Linked DNA regions of Homo sapiens: regions 1 and 3 are each linked to region 2. Evidence: chromatin contacts called from ENCODE Hi-C or POLR2A ChIA-PET data. All regions are on one chromosome and are shown on one strand. Each heading gives the region's core, a stretch centred on a gene start or an enhancer-like site at or near the end of the contact. The rest is flanking DNA. Distances are from core to core; before and after follow the strand shown. Region 1 has its middle 120 kb from the start of ARID1B. Region 2 has its middle 24 kb from the start of ARID1B. Region 3 has its middle 140 kb from the start of ARID1B.

What was found. A loop is a pair of places that touch in the nucleus more often than their neighbours do. ChIA-PET counts read pairs that join two places held with the same protein, here RNA polymerase II (POLR2A). Pooled maps may share reads with other maps.
Region 1: a pooled map shows a loop between it and region 2 (2.1-fold over the local background). The contact joins two enhancer-like sites. A Hi-C loop is called at or near these places in 2 of 50 pooled maps. POLR2A ChIA-PET finds 5 or more read pairs at or near these places in 3 of 52 experiments (OCI-LY7, activated B cell and activated T-cell).
Region 3: a map of OCI-LY7 shows a loop between it and region 2 (7-fold over the local background). The contact joins two enhancer-like sites. A Hi-C loop is called at or near these places in 1 of 168 maps with a recorded cell type or tissue (OCI-LY7), 7 of 37 single-sample maps with no recorded cell type and 3 of 50 pooled maps. POLR2A ChIA-PET finds 5 or more read pairs at or near these places in 2 of 52 experiments (OCI-LY7 and activated T-cell).

The regions. Positions count from the first base shown.
Region 1 is chr6:156,656,641-156,660,410 of GRCh38, forward strand. No RefSeq gene overlaps it. Among named protein-coding and RNA genes, the nearest start is that of ARID1B, 120 kb to the right of the region's middle. RefSeq lists enhancers at 399-913, 914-1,427. Within about 2 kb of position 1,725, at least 3 of the 41 ENCODE cell types and tissues checked have a DNase peak (open chromatin) inside an H3K27ac peak, as active enhancers do.
Region 2 is chr6:156,751,449-156,755,319 of GRCh38, forward strand. No RefSeq gene overlaps it. Among named protein-coding and RNA genes, the nearest start is that of ARID1B, 24 kb to the right of the region's middle. RefSeq lists enhancers at 1,321-1,390, 1,581-1,680. Within about 2 kb of position 1,468, at least 7 of the 41 ENCODE cell types and tissues checked have a DNase peak (open chromatin) inside an H3K27ac peak, as active enhancers do; they include OCI-LY7, where a contact is called at or near this core.
Region 3 is chr6:156,636,435-156,639,820 of GRCh38, forward strand. No RefSeq gene overlaps it. Among named protein-coding and RNA genes, the nearest start is that of ARID1B, 140 kb to the right of the region's middle. Within about 2 kb of position 1,422, at least 4 of the 41 ENCODE cell types and tissues checked have a DNase peak (open chromatin) inside an H3K27ac peak, as active enhancers do; they include OCI-LY7, where a contact is called at or near this core.

The sequences.
Region 1 (3,770 bases), core at 475-2,974, 95 kb before region 2:
GGTGCACACCTGTAGTCCTAGCTACTCAAGAGGCTGAGGTGGGAGAATCACTTGAACCCCGGAGGCAGAGGTTGCAGTAAGTGGAGATTGAGCCACTGTACTCCAGCCTGGGCAACAGAGTAAGACCCTATCTCAAAATATATATATAGATATATACACACACACATATATATATATATACACAAAAATTAGCTGGGTGTTGTGGTGTGAGTCTGTAATTCCAACTACTTGGGAGGTAGAGGCTCAGGCAGGAGGATAGCTTGAGCATGGGAAATGGAGGTTGCAGTAAGCAGAGATCAAAACATTGCACTCCAGCATGGGCAACAGAATGAGACCCTGTCTCAAAAAAAAAAAAAAAAGAATTATCTGTGGCTCCATGTTACTATTTCATGTGTTAGTGACTTCCTCCATGAAATTTTAAGCATCCTAAGGGAAGGAATATGGTTTATACTTTTCTGAACCTGCTCAGCACAGAGCAGATAATATGCACTGAGGGGGAAAAAAAAAAAACACCATTGAGATGGGGAAAGGCAAAAATAAGGCTAAAAGGACTATTTCATCTTATCTGCATTACAATCCATTCCTCCATCATACACACACGCAGAAGGTTTTTGGTTCCATTCTTAGATCAAATGGGCTTAATTCCATAGAATCATAGCATTTTAGACTGGAGGGGGACCCTGCAAATCATCTAATCCATATCTCTCATTTTATAGGCAAGGAGCCTGTGGCCTGAAAGTCTGGGATTCTCCCAAGTAAATGAGTGGCAGGCATTCCCCCAAAGGTCACACTGCTGCTGAATGAGCTGTCACTGCCACTTAGGAGCACCACAGGCTGCAGCACCAGCCAGGGCCACCCCTCACCCACTCAGTGACTCCTTCAAACAGACACTGACCCACAGCGCAAGGCGGATGTGGGGGCAGCTCGAAGCATCGCCACACCTCATGCCCCTGTCTCTGCTGGGCCCTCCATAGCACCGAAGCTCCCTTCCAATTCCCTTCAAATCCAGAAATTTGGCCCAATCAATTTACAGAACAAAGAGTTTTTTCAACATACTGTGTTTTTCTGTAATGAACCTGCCTGCACCTTGGTGTCTCTCTCAGAAAAGACGTAGATGGTAACTATCACTTTAAATGAGCAAGGAATTCATAATAAAACTGAAATCTACAACAGTCTTTTCAACCTTTATTAACCCATGCCCTCTTAAGGTAAGCACAAAATCACCCACTCCTTTAAGGGTCATTAAAGTTGCAGAATAAACCACATGCCACAGCTAAATACAAAACAGTAATAATTTAAAATGCATTTTTATCTTGAAAGATACCTTAACTTAAAAACATGTAATATTACTATGAACACTAAGTCTGCTTCCTTACTTGCTCCTCAGTTCTTTTTTAAGAGGAAATAGATTTTGTTTTTTTTTCCCAAATACAAAATACTGTAATATTCACAGTGCTTTTCTAAAACTACACAGGGTCTTATTAGGTGTTAATGGAAAAAGGCAAAGCTATATTTTAAACTCTGTTGACCTAAAAGTTAAATGATGCCAGAAAACATAAGACTTTTTGGAATGAGTACACAGCTTGGAATCTGGCACCATGTTTTTTAATTCAGATAAAAGGGGCGTTTGGCAGGGACGGCTTTGCCAAGTCTGCATGATTTGACTCTGCAATCACGAGTTCTGAAACCTCAACCTAATTCCCAAGATTACTGAGATCTTGGGGTCTGTCGTCAGCACCATCCCTGACCAGAGCGGACAAAAGTTGAATGGAAACTGAGTACCACGTGTGTAGCCTTGAAAAAAAAAAGGTTTATATGTCTGTGGCGGCCTGCCAGAGGCTTATAATAGAACCTCAAATAATAGCCAAGCAGGGAAATAGGCAGGGGCTTGCAGTTTCATCCCCTGTAGGAAGAAATCATAATATTGTCAACTAGTGAGAAAAATAAAAAATTGGAAATGTTACCGACAAGAATGTTGGGCTGAACTGCAGACTGTATTACACTTTGTTGTCCTTTGTATTCAAAGATAATGTGCCTGACAGTGATTGTTCGCTGAGCCTCAGAATGTGGCTTAAATACCAATGGGAAGCTCCAGAGTCTTTTCCATGCTCCATAAATTGTGCCGTGGTTTGCTGCTGCTGCCTTGTCACTCTTTGTTGCTCTGCTCTTTAGATTCATGGGTAAGCTGAAGCCTTTGGTCCAAAGGGAGGGAGCTCATGCCTTCCTGCCCACGGTGGGATGGTCAACTCATGCCTCTGGTTCGACAAAAGTTGATGCTACAAAGAGGAGCTTGGGAAGCCACTGTTGCTGTAGGAGGAAAGTACCTCCTTCGCCCCCAATAACCCAGGAAACAGCAAGGGTACCAGGAAACCGCTGAGCATCCTAGTGATAAGGGCATTGAGTAGAGAGCATGGACAAGTTCCAACCCCACACCACTGCCCAAATGAAACATTGAGCTCCAGAGAGTCCCCCCACCGCAGCTACCATCTATCAAGCATCTATGCCAGGAGATTTACAAACTGTGAAGTCAATGACTCATCTTATAGCCCTCAGAGAAATGAGGTCAAGGGCACACTGCTGCCCCAAAATTAGAGAGGCAGGCAGGCAGATACAGAGAATCACAAATTACCAGAGCAGAAACCTCTATGGGAACCAGTACCAAGGTGCAAAACCCTGGACTGTAATTGATAAATTGTTGGAGGCTCAGTGTGGACAGGTCTGAGAATTAAAAATTCCAGGATGACCCAGTCACAGGGGGCCCCCACACTTCTGTAAGTTTACCTTTAGGAGCTCCAGCAGCTGCACAGTGAATACTAAAGAAAGAAAACCCTCTTGAGCTTCCAGCAGGGGGAGGAGAAAAGGAACCATTTTGAGATAAAACAGAGCATTCTGTTCTTCTAACAAGACCTGCCCTCAAGAGAAACTGTTTTACCCGAGCCTCACCTGTCGGGTGCTTTTCAGAGCCTAACAGACCTGGAGAAGGGAAATAACCAATCCCAGCCTGCTGTAGCCTTCCACGTGGGGCAAGGGAAAATCCCAACTCCTACTCCCTCATATGAGTTAATATGCAAAGGGCTTTACTGAAGAAATCTAGGTAGACAACATGTAAAAACACTTGGATAATATAGGCATAGAGATGGAAATTCCACGAAGGAATCAAAAAGAAATACTAAAGATCAAAAACACTGTAACAGAGATGAAGAATGCCTTTGACATGCTCACAAGGAGACTGGACATGGCCAAAGAAAAAAATCTCTGAGCTGGGGGATATGATAACAGAAACTTCCAAACTGAAACACAAAGAGAAAAAAACGACTGAAAAACACTAAACAGAACATCAAAGAACTATGGGACACTTGCAAAAGGTGTAATACATGCATAAGGGGAATCCCAGAAGGAGAAAAAAGAGAAAGGAACAGAAGCAGTATTTGAAGCAATAATGACTGTGAATTTCCCTCAAATTAATGTCAGACACTAAACCACAGGAAGCCAGAGAACATAAAGCAGGATAAATGCAAAAAGGAAAAAAACTATACCGAGTAGGCCAGGCTTGGTGGCTCACGCCTGTAATCCCAGCACTTTGGGAGGCCGAGGCAGGCAGATCACGAGGTCAGGAGATGGAGACCATCCTGACTAACACAGTGAAACCCCGTCTTTACTAAAACTACAAAAAAATTAGCTGGGTGTGGTGGCGGGCGCCTGTAGTCCCAGCTACTCAGGAGGCTGAGGCAGGAGAATGGCATGAACCCAGAAGGTGGAGCTTGCAGTGA
Region 2 (3,871 bases), core at 218-2,717:
TTTTATTAGTCAATAATGACTTTTTATACCTAACATTATTGCCTTAAATTCTATTTCATATAATTGGTATTGTTTCATTACCTTTATTTGTTTAGTACTTACCTGAAATATTTTTCAATAAGTTTACTTCAAATTTTAAGAATCATTGTATTTTATGTTTCTGAAGAACATGAGAGCATAAAACATAGATAAAATTTGTATTTCAATTCAGATAATCTCTGATTTGTAACAGGTGGTTTCATGTTTACATTTATGAGGATTCCTTATATTGGATTTATTTCTATCATCTTATTTTATGTTTTCTAGTTACCATATTTTTTCTTATTATTTGGGTTTTTACTTTTTCCTGCTCTCTACTGCATTTCTTGAGTTTGTTGCCTTTTTTTCCTCCTCCAGTGTTTTGAAAGACACGTATTTTATTCCTTTTAGAAGTTACCCTTAAATTTTGAGTATGTCATGCTTAATTTTTAAAAAAGCTAAAGCTCAACAGTAGCTCCATTTTCTCTCTCCCCATGTTATTGTTCTCTAATTTGTTAGTTTTACCAGTTTTTGAAAATCTCTCTAAATTAGCCTTTATTATTAGAGTTGTAGGGTATCTCATATACAGAACTTATCTTCCTGTCTTGAAATTAGAATTCATATGGAGAAATAAGGGTGGAAACAGGCAAGAATGAGAGTTGAAAATCAAAATACAATGTTAGCTTTATTTCAGGTAGGTCTGATTGCAGAGAGAGATTTTAGATCTGTGGACAGATGAGCTTGCTGATACTGTATTCCTGAATTAAATGGGCTTCATGCCTGATGGCAGAGTGGGACAACAACAAGTGTCCCCAATAAGGCTGTTTGCACAGACCACGCAGACAAGAATGCAGCTTCTCTGGGAGATGCAGCTCTGAAGGAGAGAAAACAGTAGGGGCTGAGCCAAGCACGTTGAGGCCTTTCTTCTAAACTTTGCAGTCCTCCTGCCTGGTGGAAGAATGGTTGAGGAGGCAGAAAGAAGTGCACAGTGTTCTCATATTATCACTTGAGGAGATTAGAGTAGACCTTTTCTCCTCTCTATGGACATATGAGCGGGAAACAGTTGTTCCTCTAACCATTGTTACTATTATTGCTGCTGTTATGAAAGTTGTTTTCCATATTCCCTGCAAAAGTCTGATTTACCTTGGAGCTGATATTTCAGTTTCAGCTCCCTAGTCTGCAAAGACACTTCCAAGGTCCGGGAAGAAGAAGTAGCCCCAGGAGAGTTAGAGGAAGGCAGCTCTGCCAGCCTGGAGGTCACTCTGCTCACCCTAGTGGTAGTCCTGGAGCTGCAGCATGGGGGTTGGGTACCAGGCCCCAGTGACAACTTGAACCTTAGGACATCAGCCTCTTCCCCAAGGAAAACATTCTGCGACACGGCTCTACTCCCAGCCCCAGGGCCATGTGACCGGGCTTCATGGTCCCTTTGGCACACGCTCTGCCCCTGACAACAGCCCTGGCAAGGCCGAGGGTGGCAGGGATACTGGGTGTGGTAAAACCCAGTCGACCTTGACCAGCTTGCTGTGACTGTGAGATCAAAGGGCTGAAGTTATGTCTGAGGATTCCCCTCGACTACCAATAACAAATTGTGAAGCTAAAATAAACTTTTCTCAACTATGACTGATTAAAAACAAATAAATTTTGCTACTTCGGGAGCTGAGGCAAAGAGGATCATTTGACACCAGGAGTTGGGGGCTGTAGTGTGCCACAGTCACACCTGTGACTAGCCACTGCATTCTAGCCTAGGCAATATAGTAAGATCGCATCTCTAAAAACAAACAAACCAACAAACCACAAATATTGACCTACTGTGTTAGAAGACTAATCTATCCTTACAAGACAGACTTATCTCTCTACTTTTTTAAAATAGAAGATGATACTTAGAAATTATTGTCACATTAAGAGGTGATCAAAGAATATATAGCCAAAAAATGTAAGGAATAAAATGTATAAAAAAGAAAGGGATTGGTTATAATAAAATAATTGAAGCTTGTATTTTAGTCCCGGATTTTGTGATGTTTTGAGGCACTTAACTACAACTTAAATTGTCGTGATTTTTATTTTTATTCTCAGTAAATCTAAACTTTTGTACCTAAGTATTTATTAATAATTTGGTATTCCTTTCTTTAAAAAGCACCCCCCCCCACTCCCCCGCCAAACTATTAAAGCTTTAGATCCCACAAAACTTGGGCCAAACTCAGCTTTTTTTGTTTTACGAGTCATGTTTGCTGAACTAGGTGCAGGGGCTCACACCTGTAATCCCAGCAACGAGGGAGGCTGAAGCAAGAGGATTGCTTGAGGCCAGAAGTTTAAATCCAGGCTGCAAAACACAGTGAGATCGTATGTCTCTACAAAAAAATTTTACAAAATTAGCCGGGGATGGCGGCATGTACCTGCAGTCTCAGCTATTTGGTAGGCTGAGGTGGGAGGAACCCTTTAGCCCAGCAGTTTGAGGCTGCAGTGAGCTGTGATTGTACTACTGCATTCTAGCCTGGGTAAGAGTGAGACCTTGACTCAAAAAGATTTTAAAAAATTTTTATTTATTTTTATTTTTTGAGACAAAATATTGCTCTGTCACCTAGGCTGGAGTGCAGTGGTGTGATCTCAGCTCACTGCAATCTCTGCTTCACAGGTTCAAGTGATTCTCCTGCCTCAGCCTCCCAAGTAGCTGGGACCACAGGCATGCACCACCACACAAAGCTAATTTTTGCATTTTTAGTAGAGATGGGTTTCACTGTGTTGGCCAGGCTGCTCCCAAACTCCTGACCTCAAGTGATCCGCCTGTCTTGACCTCCCAAAGTGCTGGGATTATAGGTGTGAGCCACTGTGCCTGACCTGTTTATTTAATTCCTTTGCTTACCATTTCTCCTTATTTTTCCCATCTCTCTTCCGGGTCCCTTTTCCTTATTGATCAAGTACAGTCATGCAGCACGTAATGATGGACTGCGCATATGACAATGGTCCCATAGATCGTGATGGAGCTGAAAAATGCCCATGTGATATCACAGCTGCTGTAATATCATAATGCAATGCATCACTCACTTGTTTGTAGTGTAAGCAAACCTACTGAGCTGCTAGTCATATAAAAGTATGGCACATACAATTATATACAGTACATGTGACTGGCTTTTATATTTACTATATTATACTTGTTATCATTATTCTAGAGTGCACGCCTTCTAGTTATTTTTTAAAAAGTTAACTGTAAAACAGCCTCAGGCAGGCCCTTCAGGAGGTATCCAGAAGAAAGCATTGTAATCACAGGAGATGATAGCTCCATGTGTGTTACTGCCCCTGAAGACCTTCCAGTGGGACAAGATGTGGAGGTAAGACAGTGATGTAGATGATCCTGACCCTGTCTGGGCCTAGGCTAGTGTATGTCTTTGTATCTTGGCTTTTAACAATATTTTAAAAGGTGTTTTTGTTTGTTTGTTTGTTGTTTTTGTTTTCGTTTTGAGATGGAGTTTCGCTCTTGTTGCCCAGGCTGGAGTGCAATGGCATGATCTCGACTCACTGCAACCTACTCCTCCTGGGCTCAAGCAATTCTTCTGCCTCAGCCTCCCAAGTAGCTGGAATTACGGGCATGCACCACCACACCAGCTAATTTTGAATTTTTACCAGGGATGGGGTTTCTCCATATTGGTCAGGCTGGTCTCGAACTCCCGACCTCAGGTGATCCACCTGCCTTGGCCTCCCAAAGTGCTGGGATTACCAGCATGAGCCACTGCGCCTGGCCAACATTTTAAAAGTGTTTTAAAAAAGTAACGAAAGGAAGCTTGGCCAGGTGCAGTGGCTCACCTCTGGATTCCTAGTGCTTTGGGATGCCAAAGTGGGAGGATGGCTTGAGGCCAGG
Region 3 (3,386 bases), core at 172-2,671, 120 kb before region 2:
ACTGAAAATTTTTGCCTGTAATCCCAGCACTTTGGGAGGCCAAGGCGGGTGGATCACTTGAGGCCAGGAGTTTGAGATCAGCCTGGCCAACATGGCGAAACCACCTCTCTACTAAAAATACAAAAATTAGCCGGGCGTGGTGGCAGGTGCCTGTAATTCTAGCTACTCAGGAGGCTGAGGCATGAGAATCACTTGAACCCAGGAGGCAGAGGTTGCAGTGAGTCAAGATCACGCCACTGTACTCCGGACTGGGTGATAGAGTAAGGCTCTGTCTCAAAAAAAAAGAAAAGAAAAGAAAATTTTTGTTGCAGAAAAAAAATGTGAACACAAAGTGTCTAAAGTTATAGTGAAATAAAAAGCAGCTTTGCTAATCCCATATTCTTGCCTGAACTGTGTTTGTTTCTTTCACCTACTTCACAATCTTACCCAGCCCAATTGTTACTCTCAATTTCATCATTTCTATATTATAAAGATGTTAATAAGCATATAGTAATGTAATGATTGCAGTAAAATAACACAAGTTTATTTTTTTTAAAAAAATCATCCACCAAGAAGATAGGGTGTACTTCTCCTATTTCTCCCACTAATTGCAACTAAAAACCCTAGACATTATATATGTATATAAATCAAACATAAGAAGACTTTGAAAGGTGGATGGAAGGAGGTAGACTGAATGGGGGACTTGGGACTCAAACAATGAGAGTGTTGAGTTCTCTGGGTTTTCTTTCTGTCTCATATAGCCTGGATTTGGAAAGGAAGAAGCTGGCAACACTGAAACCAATAGACGCAGACAAAAATAACACCAGCGAAAGTCTCACTGGCCTTTTTCTTATCTGCAGAAAATTATTGATCTTTGCTGATATGCTTGTTACATGTATATTAAATAGTAATTAACAAGGCCACGTCTCTGCAACGTAGGCTATTTTATAATGCGTGTTGCAAAAATGCCTGCCTGTTCTTGCTGATTGACACAGGAAGACTCCCCTTTCTTCTGGTGTGTGTGGCTCCAGGTCTTGTCTGCAACCTCATTGCTCAGAGCTCTGGTCCCGCGGGTCTCTGTACTCTGAACCTGGTTTCACAAGGGCACGGCTTGAGGAGGGGCTCATTGTGCAGCTTTAGTAGGAAGACAACCTTTCTGTTTGGGATTCAAGCTAAAAATGGATTCCACTGCCACAATTGCACAGCAACATCTATATCTTGCCTGTTAGTGTATTATGATTTAACATCTTCCCGAGTTACAAGAGTTCAGAAGATTACTATTTAGTCATCTTAGGCTTATCATTGTGTAGGCTATAAACGGTCAGAAAATCTTGAATGAACAAATAAATATCTATTGGCACCACAGCTCAAACAGAACTGAAAGTACGTACACATACACACACACACACACACACACACACACACACACACCCCAAACACTGAAAATGCTGAATAAACTATTTTTTAATGCATACTCAAAAGCAAGGAAAGAAAATTCCCTGATGTCAGGAAAAAAGAACAACTCAAAGAAAAAGAGGTGAGTGCAAGCTGAAGCCAAACAGATGACAGGGGCGTTGTAAACAGATACAGGCCTAACAGGCGTGGGACTCAAGTTTTAACGCCTGTACAGCAAAAGGAGATGAGGCCTTGGGCCTGTACAAGACAGAAAAGCTGAAACGAAACTCCTGTTTAAACTGGAAGCCATGAAGCTGTGCCTAGGTGGTGACACTGAGCTTAGAAAGTCGGTGCCTTGGTTTAGAGAATCAGCAAGGGAGCTTGCCATAGTGCAAGGGGTAGGAAGCCTCACCCATAGGAAGCTGAAGCCAGTGCCTGCTACACACATGTGTGGTGTTCACATCTGTATTACCTACATGAGGAGAGAACCCCAACCAAGAAATTAAGACAGGCACTGATCCAGCAATCCCACTTCTGTAAACATATCCAAAACAATTGAAAGCAGGGTCTCAAATAAATGTTTGAACACCGATGTTCATAGCAGCATTATTCACAATAGCCAAAAGGTGGTAGACACAAGTACTCAGGTGTCCATCAGTGGGTGAACTGATCAATAAAATGTGGTATATACATACAAGAAATATTATTCAGCCTCAAAAAGGAGGAAGATTCTGTCACATGCTGTCACATGGATGAACTTTGAGGACATTATGCTAACTGAAATAGGCCAGGTACAAAACGACAAATACTGTGTGATTCCACTTATATGAGGTAACTGGAGTAGTTAAAGCTCATAGAGACAGAAGGCAGAATGGTGGTGGCTAGGGGCTGGGGAGAGGGGAAAACAGGGAGTCACTGTTTAAAGGGTATAAAGTTTCCATTTTCTAAGATGAAAAAGTTTTGCAAATTGATTGCATAATACCATGAATATACTTAATGCTACTGAACATTACTATACACTTAAAAATTTTTAAGTTGAGCGAGGTGCAGTGGCTCATACTTGTAATCCCAACACTTTGGGAGGCCAAGGTGGGAGGACTGCTGGAGCCCAGAGACTTTGAAGGAGCAATAAGCTATGATTGTGCCACTGCACTCCAGCCTGGGTGACAGAGCAAGACCCTGTTTCAAAAACAAAAAATTGTTAAGATGGTAAACTTTAATTTAAAAATTAAAAAGAAAACTGGTACAGAACCAAGGAAACCTCTGGGCCCCACAGAAGAGCAAATGGAAAACAAGAATATCTAGACAAGAGCACGGTCGGGATCCCATGTCACCCCAGAAAATTAATCCCCACTGAAGATGAGCTCATGCGCAAAGATGACAAGCCACATAGGGAAATGAGTCACTGTGGAATAATCGGCAGAGGCAGCAAATGAAAAAAAATGTGTTCGCCGAGAGAGATAAAGCAAACATTCCTACCCAAGACACAAAAGATCATCTATAAACCGTAATAAAAGAACAGAAGACTGAGGAGGTTAGGAGACGGAGAAGGAAGAAGTAGCATTAAAGAATAAAGGACAAACTAAATAGGAATTACAGGAATAAGCAAATAGACCATCATTACAATTTTCAAAAAGAACATCATTGCATGGGTTAAACACTGGTCTAATTGATACTGGTGACGAATCCAGAGCGTGGAAAATAAAAGCAACACGTTTTATTCAGGCCAGACCTTTTCCAAGCCAATTGTATGATTTATGACCCAGGATGCAACACCCATTCTACAGCCAGACACAAAATAATATCAGGCATTCCTCTTGTTCATTCTCAAATATTCAAACTTTGGATCAGGCACTATTTTTAAGCCCTGGAAATACAGTTACGAATGAGACAGACAAGGTCTTTCTTCTTCTGGTTCTTGCATTCTAGTAGTTTGTTATCTAGAAGATAATAAATAGGCATAAATAAAATAATTTCAGATATTGATAAATATAAGGAAAAAAATAATACAG